Linked DNA regions of Homo sapiens: region 1 is linked to region 2. A link is a loop called in an ENCODE intact Hi-C map of the cell type or tissue named here. Cell type or tissue: IMR-90. All regions are shown on one strand. Each heading gives the region's core, and the rest is flanking DNA. Links, peaks and the distances in the headings are about the cores only. Region 1 overlaps LOC349160 (a long non-coding RNA gene). Region 2 holds the start of CHRM2 (cholinergic receptor muscarinic 2).

Region 1 (12,435 bases), core at 2,488-10,487, 280 kb before region 2:
GAATATATATACATGTATATGAATATATATACATATATGTATATACTCATATATATGTATATATACACATATATGTATATATACTCATGTATGTATATATACTCATATGTGTATATATACTCATATATATGTATATATACTCATATATATGTATATATACTCATATATACGTATATATACTCATATATGTGCATATATATACATATATACACATATATGAATATATATTCATATATGTGTATATATATTCATATACATATATTCATATATATGTATATATATTCATATATGTGAATATATATACACATATATGTATATATACATATATATGAATATATATACATATATGTGTATATATATTCATATATGTGTGTATATATTCATATATGTGTGTGTATATATATTCATATATGTGTGTATATATATTCATATATGTGTGTGTATATATATTCATATATGTGTGTGTATATATATTCATATATGTGTATATATATGAATGATATATGCTCAGGGGAATATATATATTCATATATACATGAATGAGATATGCTCAGGGGAAAGGAGCAGGAACAAGGTGCATCTGTCCACTATATTTTACTTTTTTGATTTTGTTAATGGCCCTGAAAACAAAATTCAGATATTGGAGCAAAGAATATGAATTTGATGAAAAATTTTATATTATTTTAACGGGGAACAAATGGAAAAATTTGTTCCCCATTAGGGAACATGGAGGGACATTTGACTTCAGAGGCATATGGCACTGTGGAGTAGTAAAAGCTCTTCTATGTCCCTGGTGATGGAATGAAGTAGACAAGACGTGAAGGGTTTTTGCGCCATAATCATTTCTCGGAATAGTGAAGCTTAGCCAAACAGAACAGAACAAAAATTAAAAAATTGTGTCTAAGTCAAAGAAGTTATAACCCAAAATTATTTCTGATTCTGAGTACATAATTCTTTTTGTTCAACAAATATTTACATTCATATTACATGCCCCAAACTGAAAATACAGCAAAGAGCACAGCAAGGTCCCTACCCTCATTGAGAATACAGAGTTACCTGTGTTTAGTCTGGTGAGGAGAAACATGTCAATGGTGGTCTAAACTAAAAGTGAGAGTAGGTAGAGGATAAATTATGTATATATTTATATTTTCCCTTGGTCTTTCTATACTATAATGAACAAGTTATTAAATGACTTGTGCTTTCATGATTACTTATTTTCCAAAAACATTTATTACTGTTTTCTTCCCATTTTATATCCCCACCCTGTACTGTACATGTCCTTTCCCTAGTAATGGCTACTGATATTATAGATCTGGCTGCTCAGAGAGACCAGGAGCCTTCTCTAAAGTGGTTCTCAAACCCTGGTGTAGATAAGAATATATTATGGGGTTTTGAAAATGGACTTCTCCTCTGAGTATTCTGATGCAGTAAGTCTGAAATGGAATTCTGTCTTCTACGGGTACCCCAAGTTGAGAACTACCACTCTGTGGAATTGAACAAGTATACTTAGTGATTGTAGATGACATCATTACTTAGAAAATGAGGTGGTGGTGTTTGAAGAAAAGAACATTTTTATTACCTCTACATTTTATATACAACATATATAATTTTGACCATCAACAGCTAGTAATAGCTATCTTCCCCAGGTAGTCAGACCTAGAAATGACTGGCGTCTAGTTCAATAGCTATATTTTAAGGTCTGATCCATCAGGGTATAAGTGGTATGCTGAGTTTTATATATGTTCCACTCTCCATCCTATTTAAAGAGCCATTAAATCATTAACAACCAAATGAATCATACCAATGATGTCATGCCTTTTCCCGCATGTGTGTATACCTTTACTGTTGCCTGACTGGCAAATCTTTCTTTCTCTCTCTCTCTCTCACACACACAACCCCCCCCCGCCAATGTGCTCACGCATACTCACTCAGGCACAAAATTATCTATCTTTAGATTTTTGTTGGACTCTTCTCTTTTGTAAAACAATCAGCATAACAACTGAAAAAAGAATTTGAAAGAAAGGAATATTTTTCTTCCTCTTCTCCTCTCTGGCTACCTCCCAGCAAACTAAGCTATGCAGTTCTGGATTCTGTCTGACACATCTTAACTACTGACATTTAGCAGATGCTTCTCGAAGAAATGGGGGAGGGTGAAGGTGAAGCAGGGGTGTGATATAAGTAATTAGACTAACGATGTCTCAATTATCAAGATGTTCCCACAGTGTCCCCTTCTGTTAGCAAATCTGGAGCAGGAAGCCTGTCTTTAGGAAAGGAAAGGTTGAGTAAAAAGATACATTAATTTGAAAGTTAGAATTTCTAAGTTTAGTATTTATACCCCCCAAAAGGGCAGATAATTGTAAACTTTGATCTATACAAGATCACTAAACTGGTAAAAATAAAGTTAGTTTATAATAGCCCCCTCATCTCCAGCCCTTTGCCATGGCTGAGAGGATAATATGATTGTCTCCACTGATGTTAATGTTAACTGATTCACCTCCTTCTTTCTCTGTGGGCCTCACTAAGTAGTTATTCTTTGGTAGAGCACAAAGAAGTCCAGATTATGCTGCTCAGGTCAAAAATTTAGTGTATTCTGTTCATTTAAGAGTAACTATACCCTCAGGGTTGGGTTGCATCACTGTAATGTAAAAATTAGTAATGTTGGCTGGGCTTTTCAACATATCACATATAAACTTGAGAGTAATTAGTTCCTTACCATTATCCACTATTTGGATTTGTAAAGAGAGAAAATAAGTACTCAGCAAGAGAGAGCAAGCATGTAAAAAGCCAAAGTGGAGGCAAAATATATTTTAAGTTCAATAATGCATGCCACTCCAGGCCTGTTCCTAGAGTCTTGCTGAATCCTTTACTTGTTGTCTAGGAAATCTTTCTATATACAAGGGCAAGATTTTGAAATGGGCAAAAGAGATTGCTGGATATCATTTCAGTGAAATGCTGAAACCTCCAAGGATTGTCTGATCCTGTAGAGGTGTCTGCCTTCATTTTATTCTGTTTTTAACTAGGCTGTTTCACAATGCTGACAAGAAGTTAACCTGTAGAAATCCAATAGCAATGCAAATGATTCCTGTCCATAGAAATCCAAATTATGTCTGGTGGAATGCAATTGATTATCAATCTGTGGATATTAAATATGAATCAGTTTTATTAGTTTTTGCATCCATTGTAAATGTTTCAGCATTTCTAATAAGACTGAGTGTGTGATACTTTGAGTGCTTTTTGAAATAGTTACAGCATCTATGATTTCTCTTATTAATTAATGAGTTAAATAAAATCTTCCAAATCTTCCATGTGTTTACATCTGTATGTCATGTTTATATGTCTTTTTAAGAATTGTCCTTTGTCGGCCGGGCGCGGTGGCTCACGCTTGTAATCCCAGCACTCTGGGAGGCCGAGGCGGGTGGATCACAAGGTCGGGAGATCGAGACCACGGTGAAACCCCGTCTCTACTAAAAATACAAAAAATTAGCCGGGCGTGGTGGTGGGCGCCTGTAGTCCCGGCTACTCGGGAGGCTGAGGCAGGAGAATGGCGTGAACCCGGGAGGCGGAGCTTGCAGTGAGCCGAGATTGCGCCACTGCACTCCAGCCTGGGGGACAGAGCAAGACTCCGTCTCAAAAAAAAAAAAAAAAAAGAATTGTCCTTTGTCATCCTTTTTGTGAATGCCACTTTAATTTAGTTAGAAGAAATTTGTTCGTTGCAGCACCAAAGGGTTCTAACTATTGCATAGAGTACCTTTCTTGCTTGCTTTTTTTGTCTGTTTTTTTTTTTTTTAACTAAGACAATCTACTTGACAAAACAAACCATCATGAGAAGGAGGTTTTGACACTTTAAGCTTAGAATAAATTGAAGTGTGTCTATAAAAACATGAAATATTCTTTTTGAAAGTACCATATAAATGCTAGTGCCTATTGCTAATGAACAGAATTGAATGGTATTAAGAGAAAAGTTATTAAGCTTCAGTGATACTCCTTCATATTGTGTGTAACCACCACAGGTATTGCTTTCTTTTTTTAAGTCAATGATTTTGAGTTTCATTGTCTTTAAATAGTACTGGAGACTGCAAAATTCTAATTTTTGATGACTTCTTCTCCAGCATTTTTTATTCATGTTCAAACCTCCTGTTATAACATTACCTAGTGACAGAACTATTATGATTTCTAAGATTGTAGTTTATTTCATTTTATCTTGGTTTTGGTGCCTTAGTTTCCAAAGTAAATTATCTAAAAGACTTCACTCCAAGAAGTGTTACAGATGCTGTCATGCATTGTACTATGTGTCCATTTTGTTAGTTTCAAAGTCTGACTTCTCCTGACCTCATCCTAAGATTATGTGCTCTATTCCATTTACAGTCCCATAGTCCCATAACTGCTGGATGTAATGAGTATAATTCCAGCAATCTGGCAGTGCCACAGTAGAAAGCATTGATGGGTCTGAATTTGATTCATGAAGGCTCTAGAGACTGTTGTTTTGGCATTTTAAGATCAAAACACCTCTTAAGACAGATGATTCTTCCTTCTCTGAAATTGAGGGCAGAGTCTGGAATGGAATCAGTGAAGTTCAACATAAATGAAATGTAACACATTTTAATTAATAGTATTACCAGGCAAACTTTTTAAAGAGAGTAGCAAGACAAGTTCATAGAGCAATGCATTTTCCTTGTGTCTTTTTATCAAGTGTCGACCTCTGTGGTAGTGAGAATTCTAAAATGCACCCTAAATTCTCATCTGAACATACATGCCAGGTATAATCTTCTCGGTTTCACTGTTGTTGGGACCAATGAACATAACAGGATACCAGGTCATTGATTAGGCTATTAATCAGTTGGCTTTGAGCTAATCAAAAGGGAGATTGTCCTGGGTGGGCCTAACCTGATCAGGTAACCCTTTTAAAAGAAGGTCACACACTGGAATCTCTCTCCCACTCCTTTGGAAGAAAACAAATGTGGTGAACTGCCTCTGGTGAGCTCCATTTGGCTAAGACCTGAGGCAGCTTCTAGGACCTGAGGGCACTCCTTGGCTGACAGCAAGAAAACAGGGCTTCCGTCCTACAGCCACAAGAAATTGAATTCTGCCAGCAACATACCTGAGTTGGAAGAGCACCTTGAACTCCAGATGAAAATGCAGTCCTACCAACATGTCGATTTCAACCTTGTGAGGCCTTGAGCAGGGGACTCAGTTATGTGTGCCCTGCCTTCTGACCTACCAAAACTGTAAGATAATAGATGGGTGTTGTTATAAGCCAGTGAGTTTGGGCTAACTTTTTACACAGCAAGAGAAAACTAATGCAACCACTCTTCAGAAGTGGTCATTACAGACAAGGATATGTTGGTGTAAACTCAGGTTTCCTCAGGAAACAATATGTAGGGGCCCTTCAGAGAGAATCCACGGGAAGCCAATTCAGTGGAGTGGAACACAGCTTGTTAAGGATGCCCTGAGGAATTTGAACACAGATGCATTCTCTAGTTTGGCAAGGTGAGTCTCCCCTGAAGTGGAGCTTCTCATGCACGCAAAACTGGGAGAGGAACCATTTTCTTCCCACAATTTCTTGTGGGCTGCTCCTTTTGTAAAATACAATAAACATAAATGAATACAAAATATAAAACTTTTTTAAAAGGACATTCAAAATATAAACTCCAATTTTTTGTCATTCAACAGATACAGATTTACTCTGTGAAGTTGCCATGCCACATTCCAAATGCTTACTCTCCATGTTGGCACTTATCTCCTTTGAGACCAGTTACGAACAGCAGACCAACCCAATATGTGAATCGCATTCTAAGGAGCACTGCTTGGAGAGGCACCAAATTCCACCAATGCCCTCTCTGCTTCTATGCGTGGAATGTACATCTAGCATTCAGCAAAGATAACTTGCTATGTTCAGAGAGGACCATGCCTAATTATAGGTATTTTCTATTTTGGAGCTAGCTGGTCATTTTTTAGTTCAGTGTAGATACTCCCCACACTTGCAATCAAAAATATAAATGGTAGCTCCAACTCCACTTTTTAATAGCCATGTGATCCTATAAAGTTATTTATGCTTCCCAAACCTCCTTTTTTTCTTCTTTGTAAAATGGCAATAATATCAGTAACATATCTCTTATGGTTGTGAAGATTAATGAGGTAGCAGGTATGCATGTGTTTTGTAAGCTGTTAAGCACTTTATACATGCATGAATTAATAGTATTTCTATTCTTAGAGTTTCCCTCAATAACTCATTCCAGCATGCTCTGCACAGAGGTTGGGAAATGAGAAAAATCTGGCCATGCGCTCTAAACAACTTGATTTTACTAACAATTTCTGGGAATCACTGAGAACCGTGTGTGTGTAAATGGCAGATACTGAAAAGATCTCTTTGTTACATTAATAACAGGCTCCTCCGAAACTCTTGTTTATGTGTAGAATGTTTCTAATTAATAACATAAGCAGGAGTAATGGTCATTGAATTCCATCCTCTAATCATGGCCTCCATTCTGCAGCTATTCTCACGGGTATGTGAGGCAGGCAGTATTTGTATTCAAAGAACATCTGCAATACTCTGTCTAGTACCATCAGCAGGCATTGTGGCATCTTAACATTACAACTTCTAGAAATGGAACAGGGAGAGGAAGACAGCCACATCAGGCTTACAACAGGAATCCCAGCTCTGCCCGTCAGTAACAGGAATTTGCGTGGTCAGATTGCTCCGACAATGCATTCGTTTTAGACATAAATACAAAAACCATTTTAGATTATTACTCATAAGGTTAAAATTCTTCTCTGTGGTTACCTTCAACTTTTTACCTTTAAAAGAATCACTTTAAAGTAGATTTATTACATGATAGTCTGGTTTCACTTAGAGAATTAAAAGGCAGAGACAATATTATAACGTCTTAGCTGGTTTTTTTTTTTTTTTGCCACTGGATAGAAATTGAATTATGTCTTCAAATATATTTTCCAGTTTACTATCCCATTGCCTATTTCTTTTAATCTTTATGAGTGAACCTACAAAAACAAAATCCCTCAGAGAGGAGGCAAATCCCTGTGGCTAACACTCCATGAGTCACTTTGAATATTTGTTATGACCTCAGTATCATACTATATCCATGCCTTCTGTATTATCTAAACCTTGTCTTACAGAGTCATTAAGAAAATTGAGTATGTTTTGAGTGTGGGGGAGGCCTAGAAATAATATAATTTGTTTAATGAGAGAGAACATTCCTTAGACACAGTGGCTGCAATTTGTGAGACCTACAATTCATTAAACAGTCCAAGTGGGCACATTCTTGTGCAAAGACCAACGGAATGTTTCTTATTGGTCAGGACAGCTGAATTTCTGCTGCTGATAGTGACATCTTCCAGAATATATCTGCAAGGAAATGTCCTTCTAAATTACAACCTAGTAGCCAGTAAGTTCTGTAGTAAGACTAAATATAAACAGAATTCAGGAAAATGGTGAAATAGGAAAAAAATATTAATGATAAGAAAAAAGTGAGAGATGAAATTTTAAGGGTAAATTTCTGTGTATATTGTGTAGTGAGTGGGAAGAACGAAGAACCCAGAGATTCTCTAGATTCTCTCAGCTTCTCTGAACTCTATGTAGCTTTCTCAAATCAGAACTTCTCTTCCTGACCTAACTCAAATTATTTTATTTTGCTTAGAATTTCATTTCATTCAAGTGATAACTCTATTAAGAACAAATGGGACAATGATGACTAGAGATACAGTTCAACAAGCCCAGTTGGACAAGAGCTCTTAACTCTGTTGCCTAAAATACATTCATTGGAATCCTGGAATACTCTTTAAACACTATTGCTGTATTAATAATGATATTATAATCCAAGACATACTTCTAGCAAGCACTTTCTGTAAGTCTTAGAAAAGTCTTCTAAACAATACGTCTTGTCAATATGTGATTGCTGCTACTGTGAAATAAAGACTGGGCAGAGTGAGAAGCCAAGGATATGCAAAATTATAGCCACATTCTTATGTAGGCTACAACTCTAGTCTGCTATCCATGGAGCTGAATCACGGGATGAGAAAGGAGAAACCAGTAACAGGGCTTTTCAAGGTGATACCAAGAACACATCAAAATGGTAAGAAAAGCCAAAGCATAGATAGAAACAAGAATTTCAAGTAAGAAAGCTCTCTGGGGCTGGGCGTGATGGCTCACGGCTCTAATCCCAGCACTTTGGGAGGCCAAGGAGAGTGGATCACTTGAGGTCAGAAGTTCAAGACCATCTTGGCCAACATGGTGAAACCCTGTCTCTACTAAAAAAAAAAAAAAAAAAAAAAAAAATTAGCTGGCCATGGCGGCACATGCCTATAATCCCAGCTACTCAGGAGGCTACAAGAATCACTTGAACTGGGAAGGCAGAGGCTGCAGTGAGCTGAAATCGTGCCACTGTCCTCCAGCGTGGGTGACAGAGTGAGACTCTGTCTAAAAAAAAAAAAGGAAAGAAAGAAAAAAAAGAGAAAGAGAGAAAGATATCTGGTTTAGACGTAAATACCTTGAGAATTCAGCTAAAAATGTTATTTTAATTAAACTGTTCATTCTGATTCTCCTCCCTTCATTGCATCAATCTGTTTTCTGGTCCAAAGTATTGCAGGGCCAGAAGAGCAAGGCCTATGTGAGCACGGGCATATCAGAGGATCATTTGATTAAAGTTAGTGATTGTAGACAGAAACTTGGGGGTAATTATCTGCAAATAGATGCTTTGATCCAGACATACTTTTTCAAGTTTAAACCTTGTGAATGCTTCCTATTTCATTTTTGTTTTGATTCTGAAGATCCCAGTAATTCGCTGATGTATTAGTCCCAAATTCCTCTACCTTTGTTGACATTGCTCTCAAGTCTCTGACTCTTGGTTTGCAGTTATCTGCAACCCTTAATTGTCAGTTTTGTTCTGACCCTGGTTTTCTATCACCTGCTCTAATTTTCTTGTTTTTATTTTTTTGGTAGGCTGGGACTACATTCTTGACTCTTTTCATCTATGTTGCATTAAGAAGCCCAAATAGCTTCAGCTCTTTATGCTAACCTCTCTCTATTGTCTTACCTGGAACTGTATAAAAATATCAATAGCTTCTGCCAGCTTTTAGTTTCAGCAAGACTTCAGGTTCTGCCTGGGGACACTATAATGTAATAATAATAAGATATTCTTGTTAATAATTTTGGTGAGGCAGTGTAAATAAAGTGTATAAAACTCTCCAGGGGAAAAGCAAATTGTAATAACCCGGGGCATTTGTTTATTAAGTGGAAGAAATAAAATAATTAGGAGGAAAGATTTGACACATAAGTAGAAATGGGTTGTTATAATATTTTTGATACATAAAATTTATATCATTGTTAAAGGTCTGAAAACAAAATATGATGAATTGTTGGCAGGAAGATATCACTGAAGAAAATAGATTACAACACTTGGGAATAAGTTACATAGACACCATTTTTCTTGATGAAAGGAATAATTTGTCATGATTTGTGTTTTAAAATGGAGTAGTTTGTGTGTGGAGGAGGGGGTGAGAAGCCCCTTTCAATAAAAATTTATAGGTGATGTTCTGATAATGATTAGTAGCGTGCAAGGTAAAATAACATTCTACATGAGAGATTTTATAATGTAACTTTTCACCAGATTCACTGAAATATCATTTATATAAAACAAAATTTACTGATTTTAAGCACGCAGTTAGATGGATTTTGTAATGGAATACAGGCCTGTAATCAGATCCAAAGTCATTACGTAGAACTATTACTTGTAAGTTTTTCACACATGCCCTTTATTAAGTTACAGAAGTTCTCTTCTAATTCTAGTTTGCTGAAAGTTTAAAATTTTATTTTTAATTTTTTTCTGGGTACTCAGTAGCTTTATATATTTATGGAGTACATGAGATATTTTGGTAGAGGCATGCAATGTATAATAATCACATCATGGAAAACTGGCTATCCATCCCCTCAAGCATTTATCCTTTGTGTTACAAACAATCCAATTATACTCTTAGTTATTTTTAATGTACAATTAAATTATTACTTAATTTAATATGTTGTGTTATCAAATACTTAAGAAATGGATGTTGATTTGGTAGGCAGAGGCAGGAGGATAGTGTGAGCCCCAGAAGTTGAGACTTCAGTGAGCCGTGTTCATACTACTGCACTCCAGCCTGGGTGACAGAGTGAGACACTCTCTCAAAATAAACAACAACAACAACAACAACAACAAAAAAGAAATGGAAGTTGAATTTGGTCAAAAGTATTTCTGCATGGAAATTATTATATGTAACTTGGTTTTTTGTTTGTTTTTTTTGGCTTATTAATATGGTGATTTGCATTGACAGATCCTCTGATAAACCAGTATTGCATTCCCAGGATAAATTCCACTTGATCATGATGTATTGTCTTTTTAAAAATATGTCATTGAGCTCAATTTTCTCTAAGTTTCTTTAGATTTTTAGTATTTACACTCATGAGGGATATTGGTCTGTGCTTTTCCTGTAATATCTTAAACTAGTTTTAGAATCAGGGTAATGTTATTTTTATAGAATGAGTTGGAAAGTGATATGAATTGAACTTTTGTGTTCTCACAAAATTTATTTGTTTAAGTCCTAACTCCCAGTGTGATGGTGTTTAGAGATGGGGCTGTAGGGAGGTAATTAAGGTCAGAGTGAGGTCAGAAGGATTAGAACCCTCATGATAGGATTAGTGCCCTTATAAGAAAACACATGGGGGAATTTGCTTTCTTTCTTTCCCTTCCTCTCTGTGTGTCCAGAGGTCTTGTGGGCACACAGAGATGGCAACTACTTATGACTCAAGAGTACTCAGAATGAATCTTATATTACTCACATCTTAACCTTAGGCTATCTAGCCTTCAGAACTCTGAGAAATAAATTTCTGTTGTTTAAGCCATGCAGTCTTGGTATTTTATATGGCAATCAAAGCAGACTAAGGCAGGAAGCATTTCTTTCATTTAAATTTTCTTCAAGAGTTGGTGTATAATGGGTATTATTTATTTGAAATGTTTGGTTTTCTTCTCCAGTGAAGCTATCTGTATCTGGAGTTTTTCTTGTGAGAAGTTTTTTTTTTTTCCTACAAATCTAACTTAATAAATTGATATCAATATATTAACATTATTTATGTATTCAGTTATCAGTGAGCACTTATACTTTGTGACTTTCAAGAAATTTATTTGTTCATTTTATCTAGGTAACTGAATGTATGGTGTTAAGACTATAAAAATATATTTTCTTATCATTCTTTTAATGTCTGTAGACTCTTCAATGATGTCACTTCTAATTCATGATATTTCTAACTTATGTTTTCTCCCATTTTTTCCCTAGTAAGTATGACTGAATGTTTATCACATTTATTACTCATTCTAAGAACGAATTTTTGGCTTCATTTATTTTTTCTTTTGTCTTTTCTATTTTATTGATTGTCACTCCAGTACTTACTCTTTCCTTTCTACCACAAATTCGAGCTCTTCTTTTTCTAGTTTCTTAAAATAAAGGTGAAGTCATTAATTTGGTACCTTTATAGTATTTAATGCCCTAAATTCTCCTCTTATTAATAAGTACTGCTTTAGTGGCATCTTATAAATTTTGGTACATTGTATTTTAATTTTTATTTTGGTAAATATTTTTGACCCACTCTCAATTTCTTCTTTTATCTATGAATTATTTAGTTTCCAAAATTTGAGGATTTTTTAAATATTTGACTGTTATTGATTTCTAATTTAATTTTCTTGTTATCAGATGTCATTGTATACATTAACCCTTTAAACTTTATGGATAGAATATAGTCCATCTTTGTAAATGTTCTCTGTGCTTTCAGAAAGAATGTGTATTCTTCCGTTTCTGGTTCTGTGTGTTTTATAACTCAATTAGGTTAAGTCAGTTGGTAGCACTGTTCAAGTTCTGTAGATGCTTAATAATTTTCTGTGTGCATTTAATGTCAATTATAGGGGGATACTGAAATATCTGACAGTACTTCTAGATTTGTCTATTTCTTCCTGTTTGATCAGTTTTTTTGTTATATACTTTAAAGCTGCATTATCAGGTACACGAATATTTGAGATTGTGAGGTCCAATTCATAAAATTATACCTTTAACATTATGTAAAACCTTCTTTTTCTCTTCTTCCCTGGTAATATTCTTTGATCTGAAATATACTTTCTATATTTATATAACCAGTGTAACTTTCATTTTATTAGAGTTAGCATGGCATAGTCTTTACATTCATTTACTTATTTTATTTTTGTCTTATATTTGAAGTGCATTGTTTTTTTGCAGAAAGAATATAATTGGGTCTTGCTTTTTGTTCCATTCGAAAGTTACTGCCTTTGAATTGGCAGTTACACCATTTATATTTAATGTAATTATTTATAAGATTAGATTTTTAAAGAGTATGATCTCACTATTTGTTTTCTGTTTATTCCATCTGATCTTTGTTTACTT
Region 2 (12,435 bases), core at 1,961-9,960:
CATAGTAAACAACATTTGACATGCCCAGACAACAAATGTATTCTACTAATCTCTTTGCTTAAAAACATATTAATTCAAAGTCCTTCTTGCTTAGGTCCAGTTGAATTTTTGTTTGAAATTGAAATTCTCCCTAAGCTTTAAAACGGATGTCCTTGTCCTATCCAATCCAATGTGCTTCCAGTTATTGAACACCAGAGGGCATCATTCAGTGAAAGCTTGGATTTGGGAGGGAAGAGGGGAGAGAGGGGGGGCAGAGAGAGAGGGAGGGCATGGGGGAAGACAGAGAAAAAAAAGAGAGACAGAAGGAATTCCATTACTAATGAAAGAAAATGAGAAAACTGAGTTTTTAGTGTGTACCCTTATCTACCATGAAACATTACCATGGTAACAGCACCAGTTAAGATGATTGTATATTTAGGTCATAGTATAAAAGAAGGAGCTAGAACATGTGAAGAAAAAAAAAGAGAAATAAATAAAGTAAGACAAAGATATATAAAGAGTGGAAAGAGGCAAACCAACTGGAACCTACCTCATTCTTTGCTAATAGCAGTTTACAAAGTAACATTATACTTTTCAAAGCACATGTGGATAATAAATACTAATTAAAAGTAAATGGGGCCATTGAAATTCAGAATCTTAAGTGCCAACAATCTTATAGAAAAAGAGAACTCATTTAGCATGAAAAAATGGAGAGACAACTAGACTGGGATTGGGATGTGTGTGTTCTTATGCAGTTCTTGGTTAGCTGTGTCACCTTGAAAAAGTCTCTTGATCTGCTTCCTATCATGAACTCAGCTGAATGATATCAAAATTATCTTTTATTACTATGCATCAGACAAAAGAACTTCTGTTTAATAATGTCTTAGTATTGCTGAGAGGTGAAAATGGCATCTGCCAAAATTTTGGTGCCCTCGTTTACCTCTGCCAGAGGCAATCACTGACTAAACAAGACAAGCACGTGCCAACTAAGAGCCTACTCAGCACTGCCTCTTCTTTGCTTAAGGTTTGGAGGATCTAACAAAAACATGCAAAGTTGTATTAACAGATGGGGAGAACATCATTGAACTTCTGAATGCCATGGTTTTGTTTTCCCCAAACACAGGGAAAACAAGTGCCACAACTATTTATAGCGAACCGATTGACACACTATAAGAACTAAGACAGTGGAGTCCAACAAGCTTGTGTTTGAATCCAGGGGCTGCAACTTACTAGCTGTATGATCTCGGGTCATTACCAGACCCCTCTGAATGCTGATTTCTTCCTGTAGAAAATAACATCTACTACATAGGATTGTTGCAAAGATAAAATGAGAAAATTGATTGCTGTATTAACTCATTCAAAAGAGATTTAATATGTTTCTTAGGTATGCCTGGCTGTATTTTAAGCAGTGAGGCTAAAGCAACTGACAAAACAGAAAATATCATATGGGAAGATGCTTAGAATAATGCCAAGGACTTAGAATACACACAGCAAAAATACCTGCCTAAGGAAAGGTGACTTGCATCTCTTTCCCCACATACCACCTCCACCACATAGGCCAGGTGAGCTGTGGGATATGCAATCAGTATACTTATGCCATTTATCTTAAATGAGAGAAGTCCTGATGCCTGCTCAATGAACCAAAGGTGGACAGAGTGGGTACAGGAAGCAAAAGCCAGTTGTTAGTAGTCACAAGGTGGACATTGGTGGCTTTCGATACATAGGAGTCTCTTGGGAACTATGCCACGGAGAGTCCATGTCATAAAATCTCAAGCAAGTCAAATATAAGTTTAAATAAAGAAAACCAATTCTTCAAGAGAACTGTGTGGCAAAATGTTTCTGTCAGTCTCTGTCCTATTGAGTAAAGTGGGAAAAGTTTAAGACAGGATTGAGAATGGTGTCTGGGTGATCTTGTGAAGATAATAGAAAGGGTTCGCTCACATGCATATTCTAAACAAAGGCTGACATCAGTGATGGAGGTTGAATCCAGCACGATTATTGATATACCTACAGATTCTTGTCCTCATTTTTCTCTCTCCCATTCCGTCTTCATTTCCCTTTTGTTCTAATTTCTTCTCTTCTCCCTCTTTTGTACTTGTTTTAACTTTACTCATTGTTGTGGGTCAGAGAGACATAGGACTCCTAATTAGCCAGCCTAACTTCCATTGAAGACAGTGTCATTCATGCTTTTTGTGCCTTCCCTACCTGCCAGCAGTCTGGGACTGTTTTCTTTGGATCTCTGAAACCACCCATTCCTATTGGCCCTGGGGAATGGCTGCTCTGGAATTGGAATTGGAAAATTGTCCAGTAAAGACACATCTGGATGCTTGACTATCTGGACTTTCTGGGCAATGAAGGCGATAGGGTCAAATTTAGAGCAATATGTGTTTTTGTTTGTTTGTTTTTTAACATGAAGACAACAGTCTCAGCCTCCCAAAATTGAAGGACCATGGGAACTCACTCCAAAGGGACTTTTACCAGTATTTCACCTGCTAGTTCTTTCCACATCTGACTCTGAAGTTAGTTGAGAGCTGAAAACATGCTCTTTGGGTTCCCTTTTACTGGAACTATGACAGTATTCAAATCCACCTATTTGCTCACTCCAATTTGCCTCCAGGCACCCTCAAGCACCCTTCTACAAACAAACATGCCTCTTTATTTTATAGGAAAATGAAGCATCTTTCAGACAGTCTAGCCCTGGGAATTTGGAGTCCCAAAACTTTCCCCCATTCCCACCCCACCTCATTCACAGAGCTTTATTTTAAAATGGTAAACAGATTTGGCTGGAGTTCTCACCTCTTTTTAGGGTCAGGTTAAATTTTTTAAGTTTTAATTGGCATTATTGTCTAGCCCAGGAAAGCAAATAGAGTCAATAGGAAGTTGCTTATCCATTGTATTGCTGCAACTGGAACACATTTTGATAATAGTAGTAACAATAATAATTCACCTGGCATTAATTTGTTACTTCTGAGTCCTCAGCTGCCAAGCCTGCAAAGCTGGGACATTGTTGGCACAAAATTCTTCCATTCGTTTGACAAGTCTCAAAAGTCCACTTTCTGAACTGCAGCCGAATACAGTTCCCAGCTTAAAATTGTCTCTTGGCCAAGTCAATTGTTCTTACTCCTGTGATCATCAGTGCCTTTATTATTAGCTCCCCAACAATGGCACAGGTATGCCTGTTTGTGGCTTCTGTTTAAAAATACCATCATCTCTTTTTTTCTTATCAATGAAAATGCATATATTTCCTATCATATGGTTGCGCATATTTACCGATTGCTCACAAAGTGCAATGCGCGGCCTTTGCCGCACAATCCCGAGTTCCTTACTCTGGAGTTTATTAAAAGCTTCATTTTGAGAGCCCTCTCATTGGGAGACGCCAGGATTGCCAGAAGCGAACAGAAGCGCTGGCGCATCCCAGCACCAGGCATCGAACTTCCCTGGGCAGCATGGAGAAAAGCTGCCGCCCGCGGGTGGGCTCCTGGCGGGGACGCCCAGCGGCGGGGCGGGGCGAGACGCGGGCGGCCTGCAGCGCTGCAGCCGCAGGAGCCCTCAGGGCTCCGCACAGCCCGGCCCGTTTTCCCCAGAGACTCCCTCCCCTCATGCCTAACCCCAATTCCAGTTTTCCTCAGGCCTTTCGGGTTGCCCCAGGGTTTCTCTCTGGAGTCTAGGCTGACTTCCCCTCTCCACCCGCAGAGCCCTGCGTGGGCCATGGCCATGACCCTGGCGGTGGCTGCAGGCGTCCCGGGCTGTGGAGCAGGGGCTGCGCGCCGGACCGCTGGAGGGTGTGTGGCACAGCGTGGGGACTGGTCGCTGTGTGCTTGTGTCGCTGGCTGCGTGTACTAGGGGATGGGCAAATCACACGGCTGCCGCATACCCACTGCCACCCAGCGCTAAGAAAAGAGCAGGAAAAGCAAAACAAACAAAAAAGAAAAGAAGACAGGGAAATAGAAAGTCGATGTGGGGGATTCCGGAGCTTGAGGAGTGGGAGGCGCCGCGCTCTTCTTGGCTCGCGGCGCCTGGGCTGGCAGACTTGGAGCCCTGGGTGGCCGCAGTCACAGACGTGCTGTGGCGGTGAACTGACTTAAAGACGCGGGAGGGCGGCCTGGGTGAAATGTCCACCGACAGTTCTGCTGGCTTTACGCGTTTACCTCCAATTCTCTGTTCTCCTCCAGCCTCTCTGCCCCTGGCGAACCTCCCTGCTGGTATTTCCGTACATGCAAGAGCCTTGGCATCATCGCCAGGGACTGGCGGGTCGGTGGACTCAGCCTGGGACAATTCTGTATCTCAGGGCAGCCTCGAGGACGGCAATGGGCAGGAAGATAGAGAAAGGGATGCGGATGCTGGAGGCGGACGGAGGCAAAGGGTGTGCCGCCGTGTGTGTCAATAATTCTGGGGAATTTTCACCTCTCCCAGATGAGTCTCTACTTACCCCGTGAGGGGCCCCAGGGGCGCCGGGCAGCGCGCACAGGTGGAATTTCTGCGCGTCTACCGGCACCAGGCATGGACCGCACCTGTCCGTGTCCGAGAGCTACAAGTTAGCGGCGATTGCCTGGGACCTCAGGTGCGGACTCCAAGGGACATTGCGGGCGGGGAGGGGTGCAGCGGTCCCCAGTCTACGACCCCGGGGACTGCCCGGGCGGTTCAGGACCCATTGTGAGTTAGGTGGCGAAGCCCAGGCACTGTCTGGTACCTCATGAGCTTCGGGCTGAGACCTTGTCCCCCAGCCACGGCGGACAGTCCAGCTCCTGCGCGGGGCTCAAATAGGATGGGATTGCAGAATGCTTCCCTCTCCTTTGTCTTGGGACCCTTTCCCCCATTCTAATTGCTTCTCCTCCTTGGCCATGACCTGGAGACCGCAATGGGAAACCTCTCCAGCGCCCAAGGGCTGCTCCGAAAGCGGAGCCGGGGGACAGCTCGGAGCCCGAGCGAGCCGGGCCTCCATCCCACACGCACAGAAGACGCGGTCAGACCCCAGCAGGAAGGAACCCGAGGGGCGGGAGGGACGAAGCTCTCCTTGTCTTGTCCATGGCTGCATCTGGAGTGGGTGGCGGGAGGGGGGTCAGCAACAGTAGAGGGAATGGGGGGCTGGAATAGGGAGCGACGCCGGGACAGCGCAGCTCCCAGGCTGCTTTCGCCACATTCGGCTGGACTCAGTGACCGTCGGAATCGTAGGGGTACCTCGCCTCGCGCTGTGCCTCGTTTGCCCCTTCCTTTCAGACCCGCCATCACTGCTCGCAACCCTCCAAGCCCCAGGATCCAAAGTTTCCGTTTGAGAATCTGCACGTGGGGAGGACCTCCCTCCAATTCCCCCAAGCCCCGACCCCTGAGCCTCCGGCTTGGGGGGATATGAAGGGAGAGACCCCCTGGTGCCAGGGCCCTTGGAGTGGGTAAGCGGAGAGCTGCACAGCGCGGGGCCCTTACCTGTCGCTGGTTTCGCTCCAGTTGCCTCCCCGGCTGCGAGGTGGTGGAGGCTTGAAGGAGCGAGGAGTCCTTTGTGGGTTCAGGGCCGATCCGCTCGGGCTGGAGCTGCGCACCGCTTAGAGTCCGAGGCCAGCTGCCGGTTCTCTTTCTCCCTTGATCTTGCAAAAGAAAAGGAAAAGATTAGTTGATGCCGAGACACTGTAGGGGTGGGGCGGGAGAGGCGGGAGAGGCGGGAGAGAACCGACCCCAAGGCTCTGGCGAGAGCTGCGGGGCTGGCGCGCGCGCAGGCAGAGTCACGCACCCCACACTCGTCTCAGCCACTTGGCTAGTCTGTGACCTGTTCGTGGTTTAGACTGGAGTTAAATTGACGCTGCCCCCGCCCTCCACGCCAAACCACTAAAGGAGAAGCAAACAAGACTTTCAAACCTGGCTTTCACGAAGAGCCTGGAGACCAAAATAGAATGGAGACCTGGATGCCTCGGCGAGCTGGGCTGGATTCATTTCTTCACCAAAGTGCTTGGGGAAGTAGGAATTAGTTTTGGGAGGCAACACCTATTCGGGTACCTCGGCGATTTCCTGGTGAAATCTGCGATTTCCAGGCTCTGGCCAACCCGCAGCCTGGAGTGTGTGAGTGTGTGTGTGTCTGTGTGTGTGTGTGTGTGTGTGTGTGTGCCCGCGCGCGCTCCCTAGGTCTTTGCGCCCTGGCGCCTTTAGTACAGCAGGAGAGCGTGTCTGTATTCGTGCGTGTGTGTTCGATTAGCTGCAATGGGCGGACAATTTCTGGAGAGAACATTTACAATTTTCTTTCAGTATGACAGGATTAGTTGCTGTTGAAGGCGCTCCTCCAATGAAATCTTCTGTGCTCTCTGATTTGGCGGTTCTTCTGAGCAAATATGACAGCCGTTTCTCCAGGCTCTTTTTCGCTTCTCTCCATTTCCATCCCCAGAGCCCAGCTCTCCATCTGCAATTTCTACATCAGAACCACCCCCAACCCCGAGTCCCTTCCCTGCAAGTGTGTGAGTGCTACAAAGGTGACATGGCATATTGGGAAGAACGCAGTATTGCTTTTTGTTTGTCGGAGATACTTAAGCCCAGTTTTTCCAGGTGGGAAAATGTTAGACTAAATCCACTATGCTTTGTAAATATATAATTGTGCTGAACTATTCACAGATTGTTTATTTCTTTGGAGCTTTGACAAATGTATCCGAAGGAGAAGTAATTTTTTTCTCTTACTTTAAATATGAGCCAGTGACCATGTTTTCTTCAGCTAATGGGCAGTAGACTACAGAATATATCTATATCTATATCTGTATCTATATCTATATTCAGAATATGTGTATATCCAGAATATATATATCTAGAATATATATATATATGTCCAGGATATATATATCCAGAATATATAGATATATATATCCAGAATATATATATATATATCCAGAATATATATATATATATCCAGAATATATATATATATCCAGAATATATATATATCCAGAATATATATATATATATATGTCCAGGATATATATATCCAGAATATATATATATATATATATATATATATATATATGTCCAGGATATATATATCCAGAATATATATATATATATCCAGAATATATATATATATATATGTCCAGGATATATATATCCAGAATATATATATATATGTCCAGGATATATATATCCAGAATATATATATGTCCAGAATATATATATATCCAGAAAATATATATATATCCAGAAAATATATATATATATCTCAAAAATATATATATATATATCTCTCTCAAAAAAAAAAATATATATATATATATATATCTCCAGAATATATATATGTTTGATGCTTCAGGGAATTTGTGATCTCCATGAAAAAAGATTTAGGATGCAAACTTTCTGTGTTCAGACCTGCCTTTGATGTTTATTTCTTTATTTTAATGAGAAATTTCTGCCAATAATTGTATCTATTATTTTTAGATACTAACCTCATTTGATAAAAGTACAATGATAGGATTCTAAAGTGTAGCTTAGGCCAAAACTTGCTTTTGTAAAAGCATATGTGTATGTGAATATAACATCAATATATTATATATTACATAGGCTTTATTTTCTCTCATCCAACTTCAATCAAATAAAGAGCAAGAAGTGGAAACCTTAAATTGAATAGCCCAGAATTGGACACATCACTTTTTGGGTCACAGGGATAGACAAAGAGCAAGTTAAAGATACATTGATATAATATAATATAGTCAATTAAATTCAGTTCAGTTCTTGACGTCCAGGGTTTTGCTAGGTATTAAAGGCCATCCACAAGAGCAAAAACCACTGTCCCTGTGTTTTTATAAGCTTCTATTCCTATTGACAAGAAAAGACACTTCATTTGAAACATCTATGTAACAGTTGACAATCCAATGATTAATTTTATAGCAATGTAAATTTATTGATAAATGGAAATGCTGTAGCTGAAAGTTTCTGCCCTTTTTGTTAACTCATAGCTATCACCAAGCAGGACTTGACACAAAGTTGATTTTGCTTGATTGAAGTCATCCTAAAATGCAGCATTACAATACTGTGTCTCTGCCTTCAACCTCCATACTTACATCCCACCATCACTGGGTGATTATAAGATACCTGTGAGAAAATCAAAACAGCCCTGCTAAGTCTTGTTCTCAGCCTCTCCCAGCATTTGTTCCACTACATTAAATATCTGATTTTGTCATCTCTCCTCTCTTAGACACTCTTTTCAGAATGAATTCACATTTTCCTTTTTTACTCCATTATTTCTGTCTACTGAGCCTCCATAAACCCATGAAGCTGCTTGAGTCTTTTGGAACACACACACAGACACACACCCATCAAAGCAAAAAAGTGAGGAGAAATAGATCCCTGGCCAGCAATAGACAGGAAAACCCAGTGATTTGTTACTTTTTTGTTCCTTTACATCATTAAGAACACTAAGCCCCCTTTTACTAATAAAGCTGCACATTCCAAAATGAGCAACCAAATAAATAACCAATGAAGGCAAACGAATATTTTTCTTAAACCTCAATAAAACAGAGTCTATGTGTGACTGAAGTGCTATGTTTAATAGAAGTCAGTATACTTAAGGCCTTTTGGAGAGGAGTTGCACAGGGAAGCATCATTTTTAGCCAACGGTCATCAATTATGTCCATTTTCTTTTTCTAGGTCATCACTTAGAACACATCTTTATATAGACTTGTAACTCTGCCATTCACTGTGATTTTAGGGAAGTTGTTTAACTTTTCTTTGCCTCAGCTTCTTAAACCATAAAATGGGTATAGCATACATGTCGGGGTTGGTAGGAGGGATAATGGAAGTAATTCATGTGAAATTCTTAAAAGAGCATGTGACACATAGCAAATTGCTATAAATATAACATTGTCGGTCAAGACTGAAAAATACAGTTTCTTGGGTCACACCTGTGACCTCTGAAACAGAGTATTAAGGAGTGATTCTTGACAATGCAAACCATAATGCTCATCACCATCATATAATTAACAAGATAAACATAATCCATCAGCATTCTGACCCCAGGGAACTTAATTCTTTTCTTCTTCTAGTTGCTGTTTCCATACAAGAAATGATCATGTGTATTCTGAGTGTTTTATTTTAATCTCTTAAGCCAGTTCGTTTTCTGAGGAAAAAAAAAAGAATACTCCCCACCCAAGGAATATAGCATTTATATGATTAGTAACTCTTGGTGTGGAACATTTTCGTTTGTCTGTTTTTCGTGAGATGGAGTCTCACTCCGTCGCCCAGGCTGGAGTGCAGTAGCATGATCTTGGGCTCACTGCAACCTCTGACTCCCAGGTTCAAGCAGTTCTACTGCCTCAGCCTCCCAAGTAGCTGGGATTACAGGCACCTGCCACTGCGCCCAGCTATTTTTGTATTTTTTGTAGATACGGCGTTTCACCGTGTTGGCCAGGCTGGTCTCGAATTCCTGACCTCAAGTGATCAGACTGCCTCGGCCTCCGAAAGTGCTGGGATTACAGGCGTGAGCCACCGTGCCGGCTGGTGTGGAACATTTTCAAAACTGCTTTTTAAATACTTTGTAAAATGCATCTATGAGATTTTTTTTTTAATCTACATTCCTCTTTTCCACCTCAAGGAACTCTAATAAATTAGTAATTTCTACTTATTAAGCCAAACTTCATTACATATAACCTTCAGACACACACTGAAGAGCTCTCAATGCCTGTGAAGGGTGACTTTGAATCTTTGACAAAGCTTTCGTTTGAATAAGATTATAAATAAGGTCACCACTAACATGAGAAGAAGGGGAAGCACAGGTCTCATTCCTGGGAGTGTGGCGCATATTTAACATGCCACATTGATTTCACTGCAGCAATAATTAGGCTTCAATAATTAGATGCACAAATCAGCACTCTATCATCATAAGTGGATTAAGAGGGTGACAAGTTCAACTCCAGTGATTTCCCACCAGGTATGGCAGTCATAACATTTTTAAAATTTTTTTTCTATTTTCAAGGAACCAAGAAAATGAAGTTGAGGGCTTTGCCTATATTGGGAAAATGAGCCAAGAGCAGATCTTGCCTTGTCCTTCATCTTCTACTCACACAGACTGTTTAAGAGTTAAATCAGGGAAGCACCGTATTTATCAGCAGGAGCTTTGGAAAAGGTGGGCTGATTTATCTGATGGATGCCAAAGAAACCTTTCTTTTCCTTGACCTCAGTTTGAAATATAACAATCCTGGGTTAAAAGTAGATCTCCGCTAAATGACAATCACTACTTACAATGGGTTCTTCAATTGTCTCTTACTGTTTTGAAATCTTAATAATGGTTTCATAATACACACATTATTCTTCCTAGAATTATTTATTTTTTCCTACAGACCTTCCCAGAGAGTAATTTAAAAGCTTCTATTCTTTAGCTTAAAAAGATGATCTGTTTTTATTCTAGAAAATCCTGAGCTTTTCTTTTTCAGACCCTGCAATTGAAGTTTTCATATACAAATAGGACTGATTCTGAGGGATAATGTTTAGTGACAGTGTGACAAACAATGCTTTGTTATTTTTTTTCTTTTCCACGAAGTTTGGCATCACAGATGTTTTCAACTCTTTTCTCTCATAGCAGCGATAGTGTTACCCAATGCCTGAAAACATTTACTGCTGCTGAGTATAAAATATTTAAAATACAGGGCTCTTTTGCAGACAGGGACTATGAAGAAGGGAGAAAAAGCAGAGATGGGAGGGGAAGTGCACCACCCTGCAAAATGCTAAACAGCTGCAATGGTGATAAATCAGTGTTAAGAATACAGAAGGAAAAGGTCACATGGGATGCTTGTCTCCTTAGAGAAGCATTTAGTGTATGTGTGTTCCTCCTACCAGGAGGTAAGCTGAGCGCTGCTTCAGAAGCGAACCTCTAAGACAGGGTGAACTTGAAAGTTTCAACAACTACCTCAGTGTATATTTTCACAAACAGCCTACATTTCCCCTTTTTACAGGCAAAGTTAAATGCTGGAATCTCAGATGAAGATAAGATTCTAGCAAATTCAAAGTGAAAGTCTTATGATACTCTTCTATATGCATGAGGTCTCAGATTATTTGAATCAGTAATCTTTGTGCAGGAAAGAGTCATCTAGGAATACTTAAAATCTTTTGAGTCTGTAGAGAAACCTGTGCTTACTCATGGGAATTCACATAATTGCTCAGATCATACAACATACCAATTTCTTAAGCCAACTAAAGGGAAAAGCTAGAAATGCTAACACATTCTAAAGAAATAAATCCTGGGTGCCATCACAACATTGGACCACTTCCTGATTAAATTTGACCTACCTCTATTTCTTGAGAGTGACTGGAATAATTGTGATGCAAAAGCTGCACGTTGCTAAGTAAGACTTAACTGAGTGTGTCTGATACTGTAATATCACTTCATATAGATCTTTTCACTTTAAAAACACACTCCCCTAGCAGTGTGTCCAAGGCAGCATACTCTAAACCATTCCGTGATTTACTGTGCCTAAGACAAATCCTGTCTTTTCATTATTTAACCAGCAAAGTGATGGCGTGTTAGGCTTAAGGACCTCATTTACAAAATCTCATGGGCAATATTTCATAAATCCCTGCAGAAAGGAATGAGGCAAGGCCCTAGGCATAGTTATTGTGTGTGTTCCATTCCTACAAGGCTTTTATTGGCAAGTGTTTTTCTAGAAATTGAATTGGTTTTGAAAGCATGCCCAATAAGCATGTATTATTTGCAATCATTGAATGTCTTCAATAACAAGCACTCTAAATCTACCTTGAGAGGTCCAGAGGTGGCACAAGGTACTCCCCTTTTATTATGCCAGAATATGGAGTAGACAGTTTCTCTCACTTGATAGCAAATCCTGGACAAATTTCTTTCTTAAGCAAGTCTCACATAAACAAAATGCCTGTGCTTTGCTTTCCTTCTACTATATTGTAAGTTTCAGTGGGTCCTCGTGAGAATGCCAGATTGCATCTCTGAGAATTATGTTTCTCAGCAGCCCACCACAGACCAGACTTGAAGCATCAGGATTTGTCCAGCAAATATTTATATATCATTCAATATTCTCTTAGATATTAGGATTAAGTCTGCAAAAACAAGGAAGCTTTCCTGCCCTCTGGAAGCTAAGTTGGAGAGAACAAACAAAAATATATATATATTATTATTATTAGGCACCTCCAATAAAATCTGTGCTGTCATAACCCATGGGGGATTCAGTAAAGAGCCTTGACTCTTCATTAGGGAACTAATTCCAGAGGTAGATTATAGCTGAGTTACACTCTACCTAGAATTTGGAAGCTATGCTAAGTTAAATCTGTGGGTAAAATACTCTGGATGATGAAGCAATACATACAATATTTAAGGCAATCACCAGGAAATTACTGCTAAAACTGAAGACATCTATTAATGACCAACTAGCAAAACCTTGGGCCCATGCTTTATAATATCCAGAGTGGGAAAAAGTATCCAAAAATTATTGAATATTATGTCTCATTTCTGAAGTTAATTAATGGAGAAGCCTAAGA

Evidence for each region. Peaks named below come from ENCODE experiments on the same cell type or tissue, not always from the same donor. Only the 100,000 strongest peaks of a DNase experiment are listed, where the experiment ranks them.
Region 1: it touches region 2 in a loop (4-fold over the local background); 6 of 110 quality-filtered maps call a loop at or near these places.

What each region holds. Positions count from the first base shown.
Region 1 is chr7:137,140,930-137,153,364 of GRCh38, reverse strand. The region is part of intron 1 of LOC349160 (a long non-coding RNA gene); the gene reads left to right. Among named protein-coding and RNA genes, the nearest start is that of PTN, 200 kb to the left of the region's middle. In IMR-90, for the core only: no CTCF peak of the experiment used is centred there; DNase peaks (open chromatin) are centred at 6,654 and 7,044; H3K4me3 peaks cover 561 bases; H3K27ac peaks cover 4,581 bases.
Region 2 is chr7:136,862,384-136,874,818 of GRCh38, reverse strand. CHRM2 (cholinergic receptor muscarinic 2) reads right to left here and starts at 6,167. Exons shown (of 4, transcript NM_001006630.2): 1 at 5,827-6,167; 2 at 5,401-5,558. RefSeq lists an enhancer at 4,726-5,488. In IMR-90, for the core only: no CTCF peak of the experiment used is centred there; DNase peaks (open chromatin) are centred at 5,698 and 6,188; H3K4me3 peaks cover 4,584 bases; H3K27ac peaks cover 4,187 bases.